Regions from separate parts of the Mus musculus genome. Here regions 1 and 3 are each linked to region 2. The links are chromatin loops, found by intact Hi-C in ENCODE. Cell type or tissue: left cerebral cortex. All regions are shown on one strand. Region 1 overlaps Fer1l6 (fer-1-like 6 (C. elegans)). Region 2 holds the start of Tmem65 (transmembrane protein 65). Region 3 overlaps Fer1l6 (fer-1-like 6 (C. elegans)).

Evidence for each region. Peaks named below come from ENCODE experiments on the same cell type or tissue, not always from the same donor. Only the 100,000 strongest peaks of a DNase experiment are listed, where the experiment ranks them.
Region 1: a loop joins it to region 2, with 4 times the contacts of the local background. A loop is called at or near these places in 3 of 42 quality-filtered maps.
Region 3: it touches region 2 in a loop (1.9-fold over the local background); 2 of 42 quality-filtered maps call a loop at or near these places.

The regions. Positions count from the first base shown.
Region 1 is chr15:58,660,825-58,668,824 of GRCm38, forward strand. Fer1l6 (fer-1-like 6 (C. elegans)) reads left to right here. Exons shown (of 41, transcript NM_001370912.1): 40 at 1-29; 41 at 1,884-4,263. The coding sequence ends at 2,070. Among named protein-coding and RNA genes, the nearest start is that of Gm36451, 68 kb to the left of the region's middle. In left cerebral cortex, a CTCF peak has its summit at 3,108; DNase peaks (open chromatin) are centred at 3,006, 4,743 and 7,907; H3K27ac peaks cover 296 bases.
Region 2 is chr15:58,820,409-58,828,408 of GRCm38, forward strand. Tmem65 (transmembrane protein 65) reads right to left here and starts at 3,019. Exons shown (of 7, transcript NM_175212.4): 1 at 2,435-3,019. The coding sequence starts at 2,720. In left cerebral cortex, a CTCF peak has its summit at 3,215; DNase peaks (open chromatin) are centred at 2,110, 2,567 and 3,225; H3K4me3 peaks cover 3,929 bases; H3K27ac peaks cover 2,360 bases.
Region 3 is chr15:58,567,948-58,575,947 of GRCm38, forward strand. Fer1l6 (fer-1-like 6 (C. elegans)) reads left to right here. Exons shown (of 41, transcript NM_001370912.1): 12 at 1,159-1,267; 13 at 3,425-3,608; 14 at 5,642-5,762; 15 at 7,302-7,402. Among named protein-coding and RNA genes, the nearest start is that of Gm36451, 25 kb to the right of the region's middle. In left cerebral cortex, no CTCF peak of the experiment used is centred here; DNase peaks (open chromatin) are centred at 4,011 and 4,203.

The sequences.
Region 1 (8,000 bases), 160 kb before region 2:
AAGGAGCCCGAGCCCTTGGCCAAGCCCAAGTGAGTATGGCTGGCCTGCAGTTGGAAACATGGGGCCCAGGCTTTCCTGTTCCTGCACACAGAACTCAGGAGTCGGGGGTCAGGCGATAGTGCCGTCCAACCTGTGTAGTGTACGGTTTCTATAACTGAAAAGTGCCCCAAAGATCACAGACCGCAGATGGAGCAAGTCCTTCTGTAACATGCTCTGGAGATAGATAGATAGATAGATAGATAGATAGATAGATAGATAGATAGATAGATAGATTGACTGATTGATTGATTGATTGATTGATTGATAGATGATTGACAACATTTTCACACCTTTTTTTGAAAAGTTTTCCTTCAATGTCATAGTTCTAGTTAATATTTTTGAGGAGGGCATAATATTCCATGGGCTTAGTGCCCATTATCAACTTGGTCACCACCCACAATCAGATAATCAACTTAATTTTGTCATTTTCTGTTTTGCTTTGTTTTGTTTTTTCGATATGATCAGAACATTTTCTTTTTCATGCGTCATTACTCTTTAAAAATAGCCAGAATCAGAATTATTTTTAAAAATGATGGAACTTTATTGTACCTGATTCTTGGTTACATAGCCATTAAGAACTGAATGTTCATGAAATATGCATATAAAATGCCTTTCGGAATCATGCACATTTGTCCTATCGCCTCAGACCCCGGGTGCCTGATGTTGTTCTACACCCATCTGGTGCCTCTCATAGTGTCAGGAACATAACAGCGCTTCCTTGCTAACTCAAAGTTGTTTATTAAAACATCTGTCTAAAACACTTTGCTCACAGAGACACACACACAAGGTCCACACAGGGTCCACACAGCGTCCAGGGCTGAGAGAGAAAAGTGGACACAGGCTCCCAAGACTGACCAAGAAACTCTCTACAATTGACATCTGTTTGCAAAAGAAAAAGTAGTTTTCTCCACTGGAGTCTCACTGGGTAGATAAACCACACTTGAGGGCAGGCCCGTGCCCAGCAGTAGTTGGGCAACACAAAAAGAGCTCATTTTGTGGACTTTTTGTTTCATATTGCTATACTCAGGCATTTTTTTTTTGTCTTGTATATTACAGATTCTAATTTTGTGTTTTTACGGATGTTTTGTGTCTTTCTGTGCCTTACTTCTTTGTTTGTTGGTTGGTTTTGATTCCAGGTTTGGGTTGACTTTTTTGGTTGTTTGTTTGTTTGTTTGTTTTGTTTCTGTTTGTTTTTTCTGTTTGTTTTCTAAATAGAGAGGAAGAAAGGACATGGAGTTGGGTGGGGGGGAGGTGAAGAGGATCTGGGAGGAGTTGGGGGAGGGGAAACTGTGATCACAATATATTGCACGAAAAATCCTTTCAATTAAAAAATAAATAAAAATTTAAAAAATATGTATATTTTGGAGGGCACAAAAGAAACGTGAAGCCTAGACTCTGACTGCCAGCAGCTTTTCACTTATTTAGGACACATAGCACAGAGACTCATAAAGTAGTTAGAGGAAGAGAAGCCAACTATGCTGTGCTCAGAAAGAGGGTCAGTCAAGGTGAGGCAGGAATTTAGGGCAAGTGCTCCTCATGGACCATCAAGACATGCAGAAGGTGGGCTTGATCTGGTCACAGGACAGATGGAGGGATGGGGGGTGTGGGCTTCAGGGTGGGTTCTAACGGGCTCTGGTTCTAATCAGAGCACCTTTTAACACCATGCAAGAGTCATTACAGACTACTTAGTGAGAGGTCCCACTTCTGTTGCTCTCAGGGGAATATTCCCCTGCTCCCCGCTACTCTCAGACCCCTCCTATGGGTCCCCAGGAAGACAGAAGTGATTCCTGGCAGTTTGACTCCTGGATATTGACCGTGACCCCCTTCCCTGATTCCTTCCCTAGCCGCCCAGACACCTCCTTCTCGTGGTTTGTGAGCCCCTTCAAGTGCCTGTACCACCTCATCTGGAAGAACTACAAGAAGTACATCATCATCGCCTTCATCCTGATCATCCTCATCGTCTTCCTGGTCCTCTTCATCTACACCCTGCCAGGCGCCATCAGCCGGAGGATCGTCGTGGGTGGCTCGTAGGACACAGATCTTTTTTTCATGATTGCTCCCCTCTGTTCTATACAGGGCCCTCTAAGATCATGTGCTGCGAGAGGTACTGTGCTGAATCTAAAGGGATAGACTCCTAGGACCCAATAGCCTTCCTGTGTCTTGGGATGACAAATCAGGTCTTCTCCAGGAAAGACTGGACTCTGGCAGTCTTTCGCTGCCCCAATGCCTGCTACCATCTTTTAAACCCCTAAATCCCAAGTCTGATTTTTGCCCACAAGTAATCTGAATGAGTCTTTCACTCCAGGCTAATGAACAGTGACCTCAAATTGACCTCAGCGAGCCTTTTCTTCATGTAATAGATTCTATTTTTAAAAGATTAAACTCTGGGTCTGAGATTTTATTAGAAGCACTGCATTTCAAACCAAATGTCTTAGTAAATGGACTCAAAGCATTTAGTAAATTACTAGCTATTTAACATGTCCCCCAAATTGCTTGATTTAGTCTTCAGGGTTTTAGGACATAGCCACTTTCAGGCTGTCAAACTGGCTTAGCAAAATATGTGTTTAAATCATGTAAAATAGTTCATTGTTGAAATTCCCCTATAGCAGTGGTTCTAATTCCATGGCAGTAGCAAAATTACAGTTATGAAGCAGCAACAGAAATAATTTTATGGTTGAGGGTCCCCACAACATGATGAACAGTATTAAAGGGTGGCAGCATTAGGAAAGTTGAGAACCACGGCCCTATAGAGACAAAAATACAGCCAGGTTACCTTCAAAGTCAACCACACATGTGTCCTAGCAGTAGTGAGCTATGAGAAGTTCACTCTAATTTGCTCTGTGGAAGTTTCCAAATGGAGGTTGCAATTTGTCATAAGACATATGAACTATAATTACGTGTGTGTGGGAAGTCAGAGCAAGCTCCCTGCCACCCAGTGGGAATTCTCATCTGCTAGATCCACAGCCTCCCACCAAGTGTCATTGTCCCCACTGGTCACATGACTGTGATATGAATGCCCAGCGCTGCCTCTGCCCATCCCTTACCCGCCCAGCAGGTGAGCCAGGTTCTAGTGTGAGTCTCAAGTACAGAGTGGAAAAACCAGTCTGAGAAGCGATAGCGTATTCACCTGACAGATGGCACCAGTGCCTCGAAAGGAAACTTCTGGGCTCCACAGCACAGTCCCTAGATTCTGTCCTATCTGGGGTGGAGATTGAACTGGGGGCCTCCTTTCACAGACACAGTAAGGAAATCAAAGAACCGGGATGTTTGTCCCCACAAACCTTTCTTCTTCTGTCATAAAGGGCCATTTAGTGGTACTGGGGAAACTGAGTTGGGTTCCTTTCCTGATACTAAAAGCATCAAGACTCTGACTTTTATTTTTCCTGATTTTTTAAAGTTGGGATCTGTTATAGTCTGCATGGATCTTAAACTTCTTACAGTCAAGAATAACTGTGATTCCTGATCCTCTCTGCCACTGTTTCCTAAATATTAGGATTATGGTCCTATTCTACCATGCTTGGCTTCTTAGATGGATTTTAATACTATCGCATAGCTTTTCTAGAGGCAAAAGTGCTTACATCTCCATAGAAAATCATTCTAGAATGTTCCTGGTCCATCACAAAACAGAAACACAAACTTGTAGCACTGATATTCAAACCCAGACCCAGAGCCTGGTACATGCGGGGCAAGCACTTCACCATTGATTTACAGACCCTCGGTCTCAAAAGATTGATTTTAGACTTAAGCACTGTTCAGTCAGTGCTGTCTCTGAATGCTCCGGCTCTGGCAATTATACCATCATGTTTTCCTGAAGTGCTGAGAAATAGAAGCTACCTGGGTAGTGTTTCCTAATGCGAACAGCTGTGTAGGTGGTACCATTCTCACGATGTGGTAATGTGCATTGTGGTACCATTCTCACGGTGTGGTAATGTGCATACCCCATCCTTAATGAGTAGGTCAGAGTGCTTAATATCACCAGGCACGTGTACTAAATTCACTATAGGTATATGTGTATGTACTAGAAAACTATGTACAGCATACTGTAGATACAAATATATATACAATGAAGGAAGAATGTCTAGAGAAATGTACCCACATGAACAATGATTATCCAAGCAGTATAATTTTTCCTTTGCCTTCTTATTTTTCTATTTTTCCTAAAACCTCCTTAATAAACATGTTGTATTTTAATGTAAAAAGTTAATAAACATAAACTTACCTCTGTTCACTTAAAAATATTTATTGTCTCCCTATAAGCTGGACAATTGGAGATGCAGCAGGGCTAATACGTGTGGCCAGACTACCACAGGATTTGAATCCTAGAAGTTGCCCCCAAATTACTGTTCTATCTTCAAATAATGGTTCTTCCAAGAAAGGCACTGAACAGCGAACGCGCTTCACAAGTGCATACATTTCTGGTGTTGTTGGAAAGAGGCGTGCTATTTTTAAATAAATGTAAATGTATGGGCAGGTGTTTTCTAGTGAATTCTGAAAGGTAAACTCTTGACAGAACAATACAAATTGTTGAAACACCTAATAGAAGCAAGCAAGAAAATTATCTGGACATCCTTCTAAGTCAAATAGAGTCCAGCAACTTCCCCTCGGTATCCAAAGATGTCCAGATGCCAAAAAGCCTGGCGGCAGAAGCCTGAGGAAGAGTTTAGAAATGTGTGAGATGGAGTTGGTAAGCAAGGATAATTTTGGCATCAGCCATGTCTGGTGTTCTATACATAGGATATCACATATGGCCTGTCCTACAAAGAAAAATTAAACAAAATAATGTTCTGCCTAATTATGCAGCCCCAGTACTAAAGAGAGTCACAGGTTTTTTTAAAAAAAGAATACCCATTTCCCAAGTTGTCATGAGCCCCCACCTTTCTCTCTTTCTTCTAGCTTAAATCCATTTCAGAATGCATTTTATCTCATTAAATAACATGTAAATTCCCTCACCCCCAAACAGTGCTGGAAAACTTAGTCCCAGGGAAAAACACAAACTCGCTACAGGACTGGATACCTAATGTGACATCACACCCTGAAATCATTTGATAGTCTGCTCTTCTCTTCTGCTGTAAACACCCTGGCCAAAGAGAAACCATTTTGTTTACCTTTTAAAATTGGTATACACAGTGAGTGTATGTGTGTGTACATGTTTGTGTATGTGGTCATATATGTGCAGGTGCATGTAATTGTGTGTGTGGCCATGTACATGCAGGTGCATGTGTGGAGAGCCATGCCGCGAGCAATCTTGTGGGTGCTGCCAGTAATCGCTGTGGAGAGCCGTGCCGCGAGCAATCGCCATTATAAGATGGTGCTGGCCTCCGCTGTGCCTAACTAGTAAACAAGCCTTGTACGCAGGTTCGAGAGTGAACTCACTCCTAGTCACTCCCATTCTCGGAGTGTAATAGTGGGGTGATGGGCAAGCAACGAATCAGGAGCTGTCACGCCATATCAGGTGCTGAAACGTCACGCTGTGGGCTATAAAAGCGGTGCCATTTTCCCGGTTCGGGGTCTTCCTGAAGAAGTAAGCAATAAAGCTTTTGCCACGGAAGATTCCAGTTTGTTGCGTCTTTCTTGCCGGTCGAGTGGGACGCAATATGCATGTAATTGAATGTGTGCACATGAGTATGTATGCATGCACACATATATAAGAGGTCTTACTTTATCAATTCCCATCTTTGTCTTTTGGGACACAGGTCTCTTTCTGAACCCAAAAGTTCACCAATTCAGTTAGGATGGCTAGTCAGTGAATAAGCTCTGGAAATCTACCTGTCTCTGTTTCCCCCCAAAACTAAAGATATACACCATTGTACCTTGCATTTACATTGGTGATGGGGATCCAATTCCCCAGCCCAGAGAAAAGATATTTTAGAGAGAGACACCTGTGCTCTCAGACTATTCAAACAATGATCCCCAACGAGCTGGAACTTCTCCAGGAATCTCCACCTGGGGCAAGGAGAAAACTGAAGCCTGGTGCCAAGTCAGAGTAAGATCTTGCTTATCAGCAAGAAACATCACAGCTTGTCAGACCACCTTGCAGGACAGATGCTGGGCAGTGGTAGAAGGCTAGGCCACACTAGCTTGGGACAGCTTAGTCATGTATGCCTCTTGCTCTGTCTTTAAACTTTAGCCAGTGAAGATGGACTTGAGTGGTTACTCGACAGTTTTATTTGTTCCTCTTCCTAATATGGTCATGTTGCATGATGCCCCATTCTCTCCTTTCTCCATTATTTGTCTCCTTAATTGATTATTGAGAATGGGTGGCCAACCCTAGCTGGTGAGAGCTGCCAGAGCCCAGACTCTGACCCTAACAACTACAATAATACAGGACACACAAATAGACATAGACATAATAAGATCCACCTCACAATGGGGGCCATTTGACTTTATTCTTTTAGTAGCAGCAGATAATTATTAAATCTAGACCTCATGCTAGCTGCATGGAGAGCATTGGGAACACTAAAACACACAAGTCCCTGGGCAAGCACACGAAGCATGGAAGGAAGACATAGACCAATCAGTCACACACCCCCAGTACTAAGCAACGGCAAAGTATTGGGAACAGAGACAGAGAGCCTCACAGGCTCAGATACCAGGTAGACACTCAGAGAAGCAATGGCCAAGGGAGGATGTGAGAGAAAAGAATAAAAGACTCCCAATAGAAGACAGCACATGCAGAGGTCCTGTGGAAGGAGTGGCAGAGGCCATGGAGGAGTCTGAAGGAGACCGAGAATACCATGAGGGGCAGACAGTCTAAGGCGGGGCTGCAGCATTAAGCTGGAGCCACGTCTTCAAGGACTTTAGTCTGTATTGGAAGAGCAGTAAACAAGAAGCTTTACAGATTAGCTTAACAGCCCATATGGAAAACAGATTGGAGCTCCTGAGGTCCTTCCCCTAGGAACCTGCCATCACTGGCAGCAGCAGAGCAGAGGTGGGCAATAAATAGCTGCTAAGTGTATCTTTTATCTCTAAGGCTCAAATGCTCTAAGGGAGAACCCACAATCCAGTGTTATCTTATTGACTCCGGTGTGACCCAGGGCAGCAACCTGCACGTAAGAAGCTATGCTGGGCCAGGACTGTAGGGTTGGATAATAAGCCTGATTCCAGAAGGGCTGATCCATTCTTCCCAGAGCCCATGGCAAAGAAGGCTTGGAGATTTGAGCCCTAACTCCTCTATTTCTACTGGTCCCTTCAGCTCTCTGAGCCCTAGTCTCTTCCTCTAACAGCCGGGAGCCAATTCCTATTGGGTAAGAATTACCGTGAAGAGGTGGAGAGGCTGCACGGGTCCACTAGGTGCTGGCATGAAGCAAGGCGTTGGAGGGAAACCGCGAGTGTCACAAGTATGACTTTGGAGGATGGCTTTAGGTGTGGAGTCTTCTTGGACATTGGGACCGAGGAAAGAAGGCTAGACCCATGTTCTGACAGAGAAACTCACAAGGTTCAGCTTGCTTTCTTAAATACTCAAGAACACCTTCCTGGGGTGGCACCAACCACAGTGGTCTGGGCCCTCCTACATCAGGCTTAAAAAAGAAAAAAAATGTCCCACAGGGTTGCCCACAGACCAGTCTGGTGGTAACATTTTCCCAAATGATTCTTGCTTGTGTCCAGTTGCAAAAAAAAAAAAAAAAAAAAAAAAAATCAGCAGGACAGTGGCGCTTGCTGCTGCCATATTTTTCTCTCTGGAACAAGGTGTTTTTCCCTCTGGGTTCAGACTCAAGTGATGATTAGCTCAAAAACAAAACAACAACAACAAAACCAAGCAAACAAAAGGAAGGGAGCCATCTTCACCTCCCTGCCTGATTCGAATTCTCTGGAGTTGAACAGCTGGGACTCTGCCCTTCCTCCCACCTCTCTGTCTCTTGGCTCGGCTCCAGCATTGGCCACTTCAGGTTCTGCAAACCCCCTCCCAGCACAGCAGTGGGGCCTGTGAGATCAAGAGCAGCAGGAGTCGCTGCATCCCTGTG
Region 2 (8,000 bases):
TGAATGCTTCCCAGGATAACCTTAAGCACCTTTCCAAGGACACACAGGCTTCCTATAGTAAGAACCAGCCCTTGCCCAGGGACAATATGTCATTAGAAAGTATAGCTAGTACTCTACATTTAGTGCTTTAGTTGGTAGTTTACAGAATTAAGATGGATGACATGGCCTGCTAGTGAGGCACTTGTCGCCAAGCCTAAGGGCCTGAGTTTGATGATCTGGATCCAGTGTGTTGGCAGGAAAAACCAGACAACCCCCATATGTTGTTCTCTAACTTCTACAAGCATGCAGTAGCATGCTCACACACAAATAAGTGATGAAAGTATTAGAAGAAGAAGAAAAACAAGAATGCTGAAAAGGGTAAAGAAAACATGAGAGGTTTTCATTTAAAACAAACCAAGAAACCCACTGATTTTAGAATAGTATGTATGAGGGACAAGAATTCCCAGGGCAGTGAGGTCCTTTTACCTTATGTAATTGGTGAACAAGGTAATATACTAAGCAAGTCTAGTTATCCCCTTAACTACGTGATTGGGAATAAAACTTAAGTGGGCACCAAGGCACGCTAAAAACTGACGCAGCAGCACCTCTAAGTGTCACTGACTCGGAAGCTAGCCAGAAGCATCAACAAAGAAAGACAGATGTCCAAACTTTGAAGTGTTTTAGCTTATAAAGGGGAGACATTAAACCGCCAAATTGTTTCCTATAGATTTACCTCTCTTTGTTTTTTCCTGAACAAATACATTTAAATGACCAACGGCTTCCTCAAATAATTTAGATCCTTAAGTTTTATTGATGCTAATGACCTCCATGGACTTGAGGTTTTAGGTCCTTCCAAGGATAGCTAAAACCATCTTAGATTTTAAAACACTGTCTTCATTAGAAAATCTAACACTCCTACCCAATACCCTGCTGGTATGTGCAAAATAGATAAAATTTAGCAAGTCAGGTATTGATATTGTAAAACGTGCATTTCAATAACTGCTATAAAATTATATTCAAAGGATCCTCCAATCTTATACCATGTTGACAATGTAGAATTTCCAAGACCTCGCTTTAGAAAAGGGAAAATGACGTTTACAGCCTCACCTGAGCGACACAAACTGACTTTCTAAGATACGCCTGTCTATATTGTTTTCAAAGAGAACTTTTTCAGAATTTGAGTCTTTTTAAGCCACACATAGACTAAAGGTATGCTAGTTTTCGGTTATGATTTTCTGTAATGTTGTGATTTACTAACTGAATTGATTGGAATACTGCATTTTCCTGAAAAAGTGTTGTGGGTAAGCAATGCCTGAAATTATCCATTACTTTATAGTGGCTCACAATCCCCTAAACTGGGGAGAAAAAAAAAATCAGAGTAGTAAAGGATACAACCAATAAAAAGTCTCTTAAGTTGTAAAGGTAATCTAATATCAGGCAAGAGCTTGCTTTCCTCCCGTGCACAGGCCAAATGCAACCTTTCAAGATGCCTGAAAGCCACGTTCCGAATCAGTGCTGAAGTGTTCTATACTTCAGAACTTACAGAATGTTTACATAATACTTTATATTACCAACTTCAACTATTTAAAAACTTCCTAACACATCCAAATGTCACATAAAGAGTAGCTGTGTTTTTGTGTATACAACAGAATTTACATAGCAAGAAAAAAAAAACTTTAAAGACTGAATCCATTGTAGTCTTTGCATCTTTTCAATGCCTTTTCACATACACTCAAATTCTGACCTACCACATTCCGCACTTGTTTTAAAAATATCCTATCTTAACGTGTCTGTTTAAAAATAGCTTTCCTTTCATCCTTTCCCAATTATTTTTAAGTAGAAGTGTGCTTTTCATTTTCAAGTCACAGATTTCTTAGCCCCAACCACCCAAAAACTCACTTCATTCTTTCAAACTCCAAGGAAACAAACTCTGGAGTTCAATTTGAATCTCCAGACTTCCAGTACACACTCAGTTGCTGGCTCGATACAATCTTTCCTTGGGCCATTTCACAACCAAATGTGAGAAGCAATATAACAAACCAAGAGCATCTTGGGAGGGGACATCCACACACCTTCAAGAAAGTTTCCGGCTGCCTGCCCAGTTCCTGGCACTTTCTTAGACCAGGCAGGGCATGCCACCTGCATGGGTACACGGTCTCAGGAAGACACCAAAGGCTTAGGGAATGGAGGGCTGGAGAGAGGAGGCACAGGACAAACCAAAACACAACCCTGAGAGGCAGCTGACATTTCAGGATGAAGCTCCGAAATTCCACGGCCAGGGAGGCACCAGCCAAGCTCGGCCCTAACTACCTGGCACGATCCGCTCGTGTCCTGTCTTGGGGACACTCGGAAGGTGGAAAGTTTCCCCTTTCGGCCGTGCCAGGAGCGGGGCAGAGTGTGGGGAGGCGACAGGGGTCTGAGAAGTAGGTCTTCCCAGGCGGCCCCACCCGCTTACCTTGTGCGATGGCAATGGACTCGAAGCGGTGCAGCTCTTTGAGCAAGCAGCTCCTCTCCGTGGAGTGCAGGCTGTAGATGAAGTCGCGCGCGCCCTGCGCCGTGTTCAGCGCCTCCATGGGCTCCTTCTTGGGGTGTGTGCCCAGAAGCCGGGGACCGCCGGGAACCCCGAGCGCCAGCAGTCCCCGGCCGCAGCAGCACCAGGACGGCAGGCGGGGCGCGGCGGCAGGGCCGGGCCTCAGGCTGCGCGCCGTCCGGCTCCCCAGCAGCGGCAGCAGCCGGGACATGGCGCTGGAGCGCGACCCCCGCAGCGGTCCCAAGGGAAGACGGCTTCGGGGCGCAGCTGGACAGAGGCTCAGGAGCTGGGCTCAGCCCGGCCCCGCCCCGGGTCCTCCTGACGCGCGGCCCGGGCGCCCGACACCATGCACTCGGCGGGCCCGCGCGGCGACCGCCTCCCAGCCGTGCCCGCTCCGCTTCCCGCAGGCCGTGAGCCCGGGAAAACTTTCTGCGCCGCGGCCGGGCCGGGAGCTCGGAGCGGGCGGGCGGTGCGGGCGGGCGGGCGCCTCCCGGATGAGGAGCGGCGGCGCGGGCGAGCTCGGCGAGCGTGTCTGATCTTCCAGAGGGATGAGTCACCGCGCGCCGCCCTCCTCCGGCGCCGCCCTCCGCCGCCGACCGCTTTCCCACCCTCTGGCCTCACGCCGGCCTCACTCGGTAGGGCTGCTGCGCCCTCAAAGCAACCGCGCCGTGACAATCAGGCCCGAGCCGCAGCCGCCACCCCTAGCGGCGGAGCCCGGGATAGGAGGGCGGGGCGGCAGGGACTGGGCGGGGACTGGGCGGGGCCACGCAGGCGCATAGCCGCTTGGGAGGGAGCTCATCCTGGAGTCTCCACCCACTCCTTTGCGTGGCAAGGAAAGGAAGGGGTGCTTACCCCGTCAGACGGCATCCGCCTGTGTTAAATGCACGGCAGAGAGCAGCAAAATAGAGTTCAGGGCTGGATGCCCGGCGGGGTGGTGCAGCTCCCGCACTGCTCTCCGAAGCACCGTCCTAAATCTGGAGTTCGGACGGCCCTGGAGGAGCAGCCGGATGGATAAGAGCCTCGTGGGGTCACCGCACCCAGCCCAGGCCTGCGGGACATGAAGCACAAAGAGCCGCACCCTTCGCCAAGCCAGAGAGTGCCCACCGAGGCCAGACAGTGCGGCGCTGAAACGCCCTCTCTGGCAGCACCCTGGGGAAGGCGGCAGGGCCGGCTCAACCCGTCCCAAAAAGAGGAGGGTGTGAGGCTGAGACTTAAGATTTGGGGAGGAGAATACTCTTCCCTGACCCGACAGCTGTTTACTTGGAGATTGTCAACTCTGGAGCCAGGGCGAGAATGTCATAAACCTTTATCGAATGGTCTCTGGGGATTTATGTCCCTCTTTTGGTGCCACGCGGAGGAGAGACTCATCCCTCTTGCCCAGATCCTAGATATTTGCAAGGCCAGGGTCAAATGTCACCTCCTTCATGAAACGTTCCCTTCTTTGTAAGGAAGATCACTGCTTTATCTGAACCTATCTGAGGACACTTAGGCACCCTATCTTAGAAAAATAAATCTGCTTAGACGATAAATCTACTCAAGTGTAATCAAGATCCAAATCCCCTCCTTATCGTAACCACTGCTGCAGCTCAGAACCTTGCATGAAGTGAATGTGCTATAAGCACGTAAGACAGCACAGCCAGTCCCACAGCTGTGGTTTTGAACTTGCAAATGCAATGAACCTCAGACCAAAAGTACTTGGAAAAAAAAGATGTATCTGCAGACTTTCTCATTATTCCGTTAATGGAACAGTGTAACAACTATTTCCGTGCACCTACACTGTATTGGTTATTATAAGTAATCCAGAGATGATTTAAAGTATGTCGGAGAGTCCAATCAGCTGTACTTTTATAAACCCTTCAGTTAAAATTAATGTCCTCAAGAGTGAACGGGAGGGGGGACGGGGGGGGGGAGGCTAACTGGGGGGGGGGGGGAGACCCTCCCCTAGAGTGGGTGGCACCTTCTGCCGGGTGGCCTAGAGAAGAAGAGGACTCCTCGAAACTCTGAAATTCCCATATTGCTTCTTTACACTGCCTTCAATTCTTACCAGAGAACGTGTCCACCTTTGTTCCTACTGCTGCCCTCCACTGACACCACTGTTCCCTTCTACAGCCTTCTGAGCTGGAATGACAACCAGAAACCCTTCAGGACTCTTCCAAGTCCCAAGCACCAGATTTGGACTGTGGCCAAATCCAGCTTCATGTACAGTGTGTGTGTGTGTGTTGTGGGAGCGGGGGGGGGGGGGGGGGGGAGGGTCCTGCAAGCTCTACAGCAGCAGGGAAATGAACTACCAGAGCCTCAGCTCAGCCAGCAGTCAGCTGGTGCTGATTCAGACTTCTGGAGTCTGACACCAGACCAGTTTATTTTAGACTTATTTAAATAAAGTACAATTTTGGAAAAGTTTCTTGGTAACAATTATCCCAATCCCACCTGCACAATAAAGCTTAAAGCTACACTGAAACTAATGTGTAAAGTTCATGTGACCTCGACCATGAAGATGGGCTGTTTAGCTTAAGGGCCTAGGATCTGGTGTGCTTTTGGTCATACAGATAGAACAAAGGTTACCAGGTTATGAAGTGCACATGACACCTCCTCTAAGGATGGGTTCTATTGACTGAGAAACAAAGAGAGGTCTAGGGAGAAAGAATCTAGGATAGCCCTATAGATAGCAAAGATCTCCAGGCTATTAACAACATACATTCTCAGCCTTCTTGGTGGAAAACATATACATTTTCTCCACTGAGGAGACAACGCTGTGTGATTAACATTCCTACTTTCTCCAGTGCTTATCTGTGATTACCGGTGCCCTCTACAGTACTGAGTGGCTTCTGGGTTCTCCACCTTTGCAGCATACAGATGCCATTGTTGGAACACACACACACACACACACACACACACACACACACGGTTCCGTTTCTCTCAGAACCCGATGGATACACTTATAAGTCATTGCCTAAATGTGTTAATAGTACATTGTTAAGCAGGGCATGGTGATGCACAATTGTAATCCCAGCACTTGGAAGGCAGAGGCAGGAAGATCAAGGAGTTCTAAGCCAGCTTTAGCTACATAGCATCTTCAAGGCCAATGTGAGCTACGTAAGACCTGTGATGGTGGCAGGAAGTGGTGGCACGTGTCTTTAATCCCAGCACTTGGGAGGCAGAGGCACGTGGACTTCTAAGTTCGAGGCCAGCCTGGTCTACAGAGTGAGTTCCAGGACAGCCTGGGATACACAGAGAAACCCTGTCTCAAAAAATTAAAAAAGAAAAAAAAAGACCTGTGATGGTTTGTATATGCTCAACCTAGGCAGTAACACTAGTAGAAAGTGTGTCCCTGTTGTAGTGGGTGTGGCCCTGTTGGAGTAGGTGTGTCACTGTGGGTGTGGGCTTTAATACCGTAGTCCTAGCTGCCTAAAAGCCAGTCTTCTCCTAGTGGCCTTCAGATAAAGATGTAGAACTCTCAGCTCCTCCTACACCATGCCTGCCTAGATGCTGCCATGTTCCTGCCTTAATAATAATAGACTGAACCTCTGAACCTGTAATCCAGCCCAAATTAAATGTTGTCCGTTATAAAACTTGCATTGAATGTTCAAAATACCACACCAAAACAAAACAATAACAGTCTCCAGGCTGTGTACTGAAATTCTTCTCCACTGAAACCTCTTGGGCCAGGTCTGCACAATTCAAATCACTCTCAGCAACAAAGTCTTTCATATTCCTACTAGCATGACCCATTAAGCCCCAGTTAAAGCATTCCATTGCTTTCCAATTCCAAAGCCCCAAAATCCACATTCTTTCAAACAAAAGCATGGTCAGGCCTATCACAGCAATACCCCAGTCCCTGGCACCAACTTGTTAGGGTTTTACTGCTGTGAACAGACACCATGACCATCCAGACAATCCACTGGCTACAGCCCATGAGTCAGTGAACAGTCCTACATCTGCCCTTTTCTTCTTCTAAACAAACTGTAATGCCATGTATACTGCCTGAAGTTCTGCCCACTGTGAAGATTTTCCTTCACCTGTATCTTTCCAGGTTGTCCCAGAAAGGGGTTGTAATGCTGCAGCTGTCCACTTCTGGGTGGTGCCTTCATATCATGCAGAGCCATCAGTAAACCAGGTCCTAGTCGTCTCTTCTTCCTATGTCCTTATGTAGGTCTCCAGCAGAAGATGTGTACCACCACGACTAGATCTGAGACTTGTTTTGTCCCAGGCTGACCTTGAACTTAGAGATCTCCTTGCCTTAGTCTCCTGGGACTCATAGCCACTATGCCTCAAGATCTCCATGTCAAGATCCAGGCCAGAAACTTATGTCTCCTGGCCTCAAGATCTGGATCACAGGTGTGCCTTCCAATTCTGGATGGTAGTTCATTCCAGATATAGTCAAGTTGGCAACCAAAAATATCCATTACAAGACCCTCTCCTTAAAATAAAAGTAGTAGATTGTCAATACTCACTCCCAATGAATTAAACTGTTGTTATCTTCTGGCTTTGTGTAGTTCAGCATATTAACTCTAGGCTTAGCCATGTGATTTGCCTTAGCTGATAAGAGAGACACTACAAACCGGATCTAATATGCACTTGCTTGTTTGAGGACTTACTGTATTGCCTTTTGTATGTATAATAGTAGGAAAAAATAGATGCATAAGCAAGACACTTATGAGGCAGGTTGCACCTAGAATAAATGGGTAAATGTTAAACTAGATTAAAAGAATGGTTTGCATGAGAAGTGTCTTGTACACGAGTAAACTTCTGGGTGAAATAAGATAGGAAGAGCCGCTTTGATAGTTTGTTTGTGCTTGGCCCAGGAAGTGGCACTATTTGGAGGTGCGGCTTTGTTGGAATAGGTGTGGCCTTGTTGGAGTAGGTGTGTCACTGTGGGCGTGATCTTAGGACCCTCACCCTAGCCTCACTGCCTGGAAGTCAGTATTCTTCTAGCAGCCTTCAGATGAAGATGTAGCACTCTCAGCTCCTCCTGCACCATGCCTGCCTATATGCTGCCATGTTCCCCTCCGTGATGATAATGGACTGAACCTCTGAACCTGTAAACCAGCCTCAATTAAATGTTGTTTTTTATAAAATTAAAAAAAAAAAAAAACGAAAGAAAATGAGTAAACTTTAAATACCAAGAAGTTCAAAAGGAATGCCTCTCCTCTCCGGATGAAAATATAGCTGAGTGGTGCACAGTGCTTGCCTAACACATACAAGGCCCTGGGTTCAATCCTAAGCAATGTGTAGATTAAAGTAAAAATAAAGGCAAGAATTGTAATACCTCTAGATTGATAGATATGTCATCCCTAAACTGAACACCTACTGGTAACACCCATTGTAGGACAATTATAGTCTTGTGTAATCTCTGATAAAGCTCAGATAAAAAAGACAAGTCCCAGAGACACTCAACTAATGACCAGCCGGGTATGAGCTGACATGTTTGCCCTTTGTTATCTATAATTACACTCTCTGGAGAAAGCGCAGCACAGGAGCAAAGGCGGGGGGG
Region 3 (8,000 bases), 250 kb before region 2:
TTTGCACTTTATTTTATAAAGCTAAACACTAGAGGTTGGAGTAGAGAGCTCTAATGTCCTTTCAATATAAAAGCATTTCTGACTCAGATACAAGTGGATCCCTTCCAATAGTTTTCAGTGTGTCCGGCACCCCAGATACACAGGATTGATTGAAGCTTTTGCTATGCCTAACACTTCCCTCTTTTTATGAGTTTCCTAATTGCCCTACAGTGTTATTACTGTGAAGAGACACCATGACCAAGGCAATTCTTATAATGGCAAACATTTCATTGTAATTGGGGCTGGCTTATAGCATTATCATCATAGCAGGAAGCACGGCAGTGTGCAGACAGGCATGGTGTTGGAGGAGCCAAGATTTCTACATCTTCATCTGAGGTTAGCCAGGAGGAGACTATCTTCTGCAGGCAGCCAGGAGGAGACTCTTCCACACTTAAGCACTAGCAGACCTAAAAGCCCACCCCCACAGTGACACACGTCCTCCAACAAAGCCACACCCATCCAATAAGGCCACACCTCCTAATAATGCCAGTCCCCATGGGCCAAGCCTATGGGGGCCAAACCGATTCAAACCACCACACTAATTATTTAAGGAAGTGAACGTTGACTGTGGATCAGCCCCAAGGCAACAGGTTAGCATATGTTAATCTCAAAGAACACATGGGAATGATCTCGATTCCAGCACTCAAAGTTGTTATAAGGAACCTTAATAAATGTATATGAGCACTGCATCTAAGCCATACAGTTTCGCTCATGTGTAAGGGTCCAGTGCTATGACTCTCAGTATCTCATCTTTAATTTCCTGGATCCAAACACCTGCTCATTATTGCCTCCCACCCTCAAACAGCAACTTGGGAAGACACACACCAAGCTCATCTTTTGTGTGAAAGGAGACTGCTTATAAGGAGACTTATAATAAGCTAGCAGTTCAGAGCGTGATTCTGTGTCATTTTAGACTGACCAGTGGCTAGCTGAGTTTGGACTTGAGTTTGTTGGCCATGATTCTGCCTGTCTGCTTGGTGGCAAGGCATGGCATTTCCAGCTGTAACAGAGACTCAGGCGTCTACGAAGTGTAGCAGACCAAATGAGTTTCACTAACTTGGCTTTCTAGAGAGGAAAGGAAGCCAGATCTGTCTAGCAATTTTTTTTTCTTCTCTGTAGATTATACCGGAAAAATATGAGGACTTTTTACTCTTCGGAGCCTTTTTTGAAGCTACCATGATTGACAGGAAGATTGGAGACAAACCGATCAGCTTTGAAGTTTCTGTTGGTGAGTGCAGACACTTGTAGGGCTTGGGGAGTGTTTGTCTCTTGAAGAAGTGAACGAATGCCTTACATAAGGTGATTGTACTGTGGTGGAGATGATAGTCAGGACCTCAAACAGAAAGGATGCTTCTCTGGGTACCCAGTGTCAACACATAAAGAGTAGATTTATCCCTATAGATTTTTAGAAACAAACAAACACACAAAAAGAAAACAGTAATCAGTATAGGTGTGGATTCAGGGACTTGGGTTACTAATCTTGGTTCCATTACTTTGGGATGATTTCACTTCTCTGGGGCTTGGTTTCCTCGTGTATACAATAGGAAATATAATGACTCCTCCAGAATTGCAAGATTTGAAGAGTTGATGCCATACGTCACACATTCAGTAGAGACTACAGCCATAGTCCCCAGCCATCTTCCTTGGCTAAGGAGCAGCTCAGCTAAGAGCACTAATTCCATCAGAGAAGAGCAGATTCACGTCCCGGCAGCTATGTTGCAACAGAGCAGAAGGAAGTAGAGATGAGATGCAGTCCTAAGCTACACAGCTGGAGGCCTGGCAGGGAGTCCCATGTCTGCATGTTCACAGGATGAAGATGTCTATTAAAACTGTGAAGGACAAAATTCTGACAGGAGAGGCCTTGTCTTTTTTTTCCCTTTTATTGATTTACTGAAAATAAATGTTTTTTCTCACATAATGTATCCTGATTATGATTTCTGCTCCCTTGATTCCTCCTCCTGCTTCCTCCCACCTCCCCTCTCATCTGGATCCACCATCTTTCTGTCTCTTACCAGAAAACAAACAAGATGCTAAGAGATATATGATATGATATGACATGACATGACATGATATGATATGATAAAAATTAACACATCAGAATTGGTCAAGAGAAGGCACAAGAGACAGACACCAACTCATTTGAACAGTCAGGAAGCCCATAAAAATATTAAGCTGGAAGCTATTCTATATGCACAAAGGACCTATAGTAGAAATAAAGAAAAAATATTTAAATAAAAAATACAAATATAAAAATGTAAAAATAAAATATCAATAGAGAAATTATATAGATAAAATATAAAATAATAATTTATAAATAAAAACATTTTTAAGAATAAGAATTTTAAAAAGGTAAAGCTCTGATGTGACATCATGAGACAAGGAGGCTTCAAAGCTGCCACGGAGTTCATTTTCTGGTGGCCATCTACTGCTGGGCATGCAGCCTGCTCTTAGGGTTATTTGTTTCCCGAGTGAGACTCCCTTGGAGGAAAGTGGTTATCAACTGGAAATGGTTTCTGGGTTAGGGATGGGGCCAGTGACCATTCCTCCTTTCAGCTCTAGGAGGCCAGCTGGAGCAGTGATCTGTCCCTGTGCCTGCTGGAGAGACCTTCTCTTACTGGAGAGACCTTCTCTTACATGAAAACATTTCCCCTCCCCCACTCCTCCTCTCTCTCCAACACCCACTCACCCTTTAAAAACATGATATCATCTTTGGGTACTCACACTTCTCTTAGAGAAGAAGCAGTTTTGAGAAGGTTCCTAATATTTTGTGTGTGTGTGTGGAAATAAAATCTGATTACCAAATGACACATCCAGAATGATAATTTATCAAGTCTCCATGGCGAATTTTGGTAGGCGGTATACACTAAGCTGTTAAAAGCGGGGATAACTCAGAAAGCCAAAGTATTTTGCTGCTAAGCCCGATCACCTGACTTTGGTCTTTGGGATGCACAGGTGGAAGGAGAGATCCCAGCACCTGCATGTTGTCCTCCGACTGCCACACTTACTCATAGATATATGTACCCACACAAAATAATGTGATAAAATTAAAATAGGTAAAAAAAAATGGCTATAAATAAAATTAAAAATAAATTAATAAAATTAAAACCTTCAGAGGATTTTTTTTCCTTAACCATCTTTGTTGACTTGCAACTTGTGTACGTTTTATGAACAGGAAAATAAGAATTCTTGACTTTGTCAATCAGTTTTCTTGTTCTCCATGGGTTGTTCTTTCTGTCTTTATCTTGAGATCTTAGCTCCTTGCTGTGAGAGGGTGTGGGTATGCCAAGCTGACTGATCCTAGCTCCTTGCTGTGAGAGAATGTGGGGTATGCTAAGCTGACTGATCCCACTCACTGACATTCAGCCCATTGCTCTTGTCTCTGAAGGTAACTTTGGGAACCTGATTGATGGAGGGTCTCATCATGGAAGTAAGAAAAAATCGACTGAGCTGACTGAAGAGGACGTCCTTCCTTTGCTGCACGAAGGAGAAAAAGATGTGGCCCAGGACAGTGCCATTTCCATGGCCTCCACCACTCACCCAGAGAAGCCTCTGGTGACAGACGGGAACAGGTAGGAGGAGACAGGGCAGGTGAGAGCAAAGTTTCTGCTGGGTGACAATTTTTGCCAATTCCTGGGACGGTTTCATCCAGCTTTCAGTAAGATAAGAAACACAAATTCATCTCAGTGCTGGAACCAGCTGCAAACAGGAAAAGCATTGTAACTACCACTCTAGTAAGTCCTTAGCCCCCCCCCCCCCCAGAGACACGCCCAGGGAATTCATCTAAAGGCAGAGCAGCCATGATGCTCTGTTAGACCTGAGAGAAAACTATTTCCACAAGTGTCAGGTTAAAGCAGTCCAGACATTTCCCTAGGAACTGACTTCCCAGTCTGTCTCCTTGGCCACTGCTCCTCTTTCCAGATCGGGCAGATTAGATGTCCCCATCTGGGCAGCTTGTCACCAGACTCATTTGTTTCCCAGCTTGCCACCTCTAGACAGATCCCTCCACTCCCAGTCTTCCAACCCACTGTTGGAGATTGTCAGTTGTTTTCTTCCATATTTTAAAGATTTCTTTTATTTTAAGTTATATGCATATGTGGGGGTGGGAGTGGGGGTGGGGGAGCTATGTTCATGCGTGAGTGTGCCTGCTGAATCCAGGATAGTGTGTCAGATCCCCTGTAGCAGGAGTGATGGCTGTGAGTCACCCCACAGGGATGCTTGGAATAGAGCTCTGGTTCTCTGTATAGTGGTACACCCTCATAACTGCTGAGCTATCTCTCCAGCCCCAGGTCTACTTTTCCTTCCTGTCCAAAGCCAGTAAGTGACAAGTTCTGGCCAGTATAAATCTTAGGTATTTTTTGTGTCCTTAATTCTGGCCTTGTATGTCTTGTTACTAAGAGAAAAATACCTGATAAAAGCAACTAGAGGCACAAGGTTTATTTCCCCTTATATTTCGTGGAGATACAGTCCACCATGATGAAGCAGGATTGGAAGCTGGTCGCATCATGTTTACTGTCAGGTAGGAGAGAGAGAGGACAGGAAGGGAGTCAAGCAATAAATCCAGTGACCACTTCCTTCAGTGAGGTTCTGCCTCCCAAAAGGTCTCCAACCTTCCTAAACAGTGCAGGTATCTGGTGACCATGTGTTCAAATACACATACACACACATGCACAGACACATATACACATGCACATACACACACACAGATACCCACATGCACACACAGACCCATAGCATATACATATACACACATGCACACACAGACCCATAGCATATACAGACATGCACACACAGACCCATAGCACATACATATACACACACATATACACACATGCACACACACACACACCACCACCACATTCCTGGGGGCTCCACATCTTTGCTGCTTGGCTATACCTCTTAGTCCTTCCTAGCCAAACAAGGCACCAGTGCCTGGTAAGAATAAGTATTGAATGGATGAGTGGACAAACGGATAAAAGAATGGTATCAAGCTACCAAGTACTGATTTAGATTGGTATATATGCCTTTATCCCCATTGGTCATATAATTTACTTTTCTCCAAAAAATTTTACTCTCATCTGTTATACCAGCAGGTCAATACAATGTGCTCAGAATGCACATATTTAAAAAGGAATCTTGCTCTTTTTTCTTTATCAACTTAAGTCTTCATTGAGGAAGGTTTTTTTCCAACATACTCTACACACTAATGGTAATTTTAAAACTTTGTCCTATGTCTGGGGGGAACTCCTTTTGTTTGTTTGGTTGGTTTTATTTTGAGAGTTTCAAATGCAGCCCAGGCTGTCCTTGAATTTACTTTGTTGCTGAGGATGGCTTTGAATTCTCCTCCTGCCTCTCATTTCAAGTGCTAGAATCAGATGTGTGTCGCCATCTTGATTTATTGGTAACTCTTAATCATTTCCATGGTAACCACATAACCGGCGTTCACTGTTCACAGGTCTCCAATTATAGACTAAGGATGGGATTAGTAGTTTTATCATACCCTCTCTTCTGCAGCCCTACAGAACACATGAAACGTGAACAAATCGGAATTCCTTGAAAACCACTCCTTATCTACTGACTTCTGCACCCAATGTACCTTTTACAGAAATTACAACTATTTGCCCTTTGGTGCCAAGAAGCCCTGTGTCTCCTTCATCAGTTCCTGGGGAGACCAGACATTCAGACTGCACTGGTCCAACATGCTGGAAAAAATGGCTGACCTCTTGGTAGGTGGCTTCATAGATAGAATGGGAAACTGGGGACAAAGATATGCCTTTTTATTCAACCAGGGTCTTGACCTCAGGTTAAGTAACACTGAATTGGGGACTACTGCATTTCAAAGCTTCTACCATGTGGACCCAGAGGAATGAGAATGTTTTGTAAAACCCCTGGAATTCAAATCAAACTACCCAAATCAGAATCCAAACTAACCAAATCTGCCGTTTAGTCTTACAATACCTAACACGAGGCTGATCCAACATCTCCCAAAGGCAGGAGCATGAAGGCATCTCAGAGTTGACATCTGGCTTTAACTAGTCCTCTCTCCTACTCTCAGATTTCCTCCCCATCCCATATGCCTCACTGGGATGGACATCCCCTAGTCCTTTACTGGCAGTCCACAGGTCCCACCAGATGACTCTTGTCTTAACTTCCTATTCCTCTAGAGCCTACACTAAGGACAGAATTCTACCTCCCTCATTTTTGTTCCATAACTTGGCTTCTGTAAAGCAAAACAATGCCTCCTGCTGTGGGATTCTAGGAATTGCGTAACTAGACTCTGAAGATAACTTGAGAGGCGTAGCCGGCTCACAAAATGTGGAGGCCCTGGGCTTTGTAAGTCTAGTCTTGTTTCTTCTTCAGACAGAGTAGTTTTAGTTCATCACTAAGAGAGCAAGGAATTAGAAGAGTGGTCAGTGTCAATAGGCCTTCGTGGCCTCCATGACTAAGTTTATTTATTCCCTTATGATGGCAGTGTAGACAGTTCCCATTAGTTTCCAGTTTTATAAATGAGGAGACTGCATAATGAGATTAGTTCACTAGTAAGTGGCACCGGAGATTAGAACCCAGGTAGCCCAAGCCAGAGCCTGAATCCTTACTCCATTGTGATGCCTGTTCCTCAGATACTGGAGATTGAGTCAGCAGGCACTGGATTTTGGCAGGTGATAGGAAATGCAGCTTTTGTAAATTCTAGCAGAGCAGTGGGAATATGAGCAATTCCCCTTAGACCCCATTTTTCTCTGAGTAGAATCCTAGAATTTAGACCCAAAGAGAAATGTAAAATTATTATGTATATCAATAGTCACTGCTGCAGTCAACCTGCCCCATTCCCTGTCCCCAAACCTGACATACTCAGAAGAGCAAGTATGTATTTAGTGTCAGTAGGATTCTATTACTCTATAAAATTGACTTAAATATTGATTTTGAAGTTACTTAATAATTACATATAAAATTTAAGATTATGAAATATTTCTCACAATATTAGGTTTTCCTCAAGGTGAGTGACAAAAAATGATGCTTAGGTAGATAGGAACGGATCTGGGGCACAATGACTGCGAGTAATGTGGGTGAGGATGCGCATCTGGTCCTACGGAAAGGAGGGATCAAAGTGGGAACGCCGCAGCTGTGTTTCCAGGCCAAGTTCACCAAGGTAAAGGGGCACTTCCGGTCTCCAAAACCACAGAGACTAAGATAGCCAGCTGTTGTTTCTGGGATGTGACAATCAATGGTGTCTATACAAGTCCCATGGCTCTGTGGTTTGTCTTCAGGAAGAAGGCATAGAAGAAGTGAGGGAACTGGTCAAGGTTTCCCAGGAGGCGCCAGAAGAGAAGATGAAGACTGCACTCCGTGACTTCATCACGCAAAGCAGGTGGGTGACGTCATCAGAGATGCGCTCCGAGGAACTCAGCTTTTAGTGACCTTGAGAAATCAGCTACGCTCATGTGCATCGGATGAGCTCGTCACAGTGCTCTATCAGTTAGCAACACTCTTAAAACAACTAAGAAGCCAAGGGGAGGGGGAAGCCAAAACGGGACACACCCACTGCTCAGATACACATGGAACAAGGGGGAAAAAATCCTCATAGCATTAACACCAAGTCACATTAACAGCAAGGGGATCCTGTAGCAGGATAAATGGAAGGTAGGGCTCTCTGGGGCCTTTGGAGGCAGCTTGCCCCCATGGGAGCAACTTGGACCATCCTGAAACTAACTCAGTCAAGACAAGCAAAAATAAGAATTTGCTAAAATAGACTTACTAAAAAGTGAGTGGAGATTAAATTATATCAAAGGTAAAACCCAGTAGACAGGCAGTAGGAATACCCAATATTCTGCTACATGTGTGTACATATATACATATATACATATACATATACACATACACATATACATGTGTGTGTATGTATGCATGTATATATGTATGTATATATACATATGCATGTATTTATATATATATGCATGTAAGCAAAG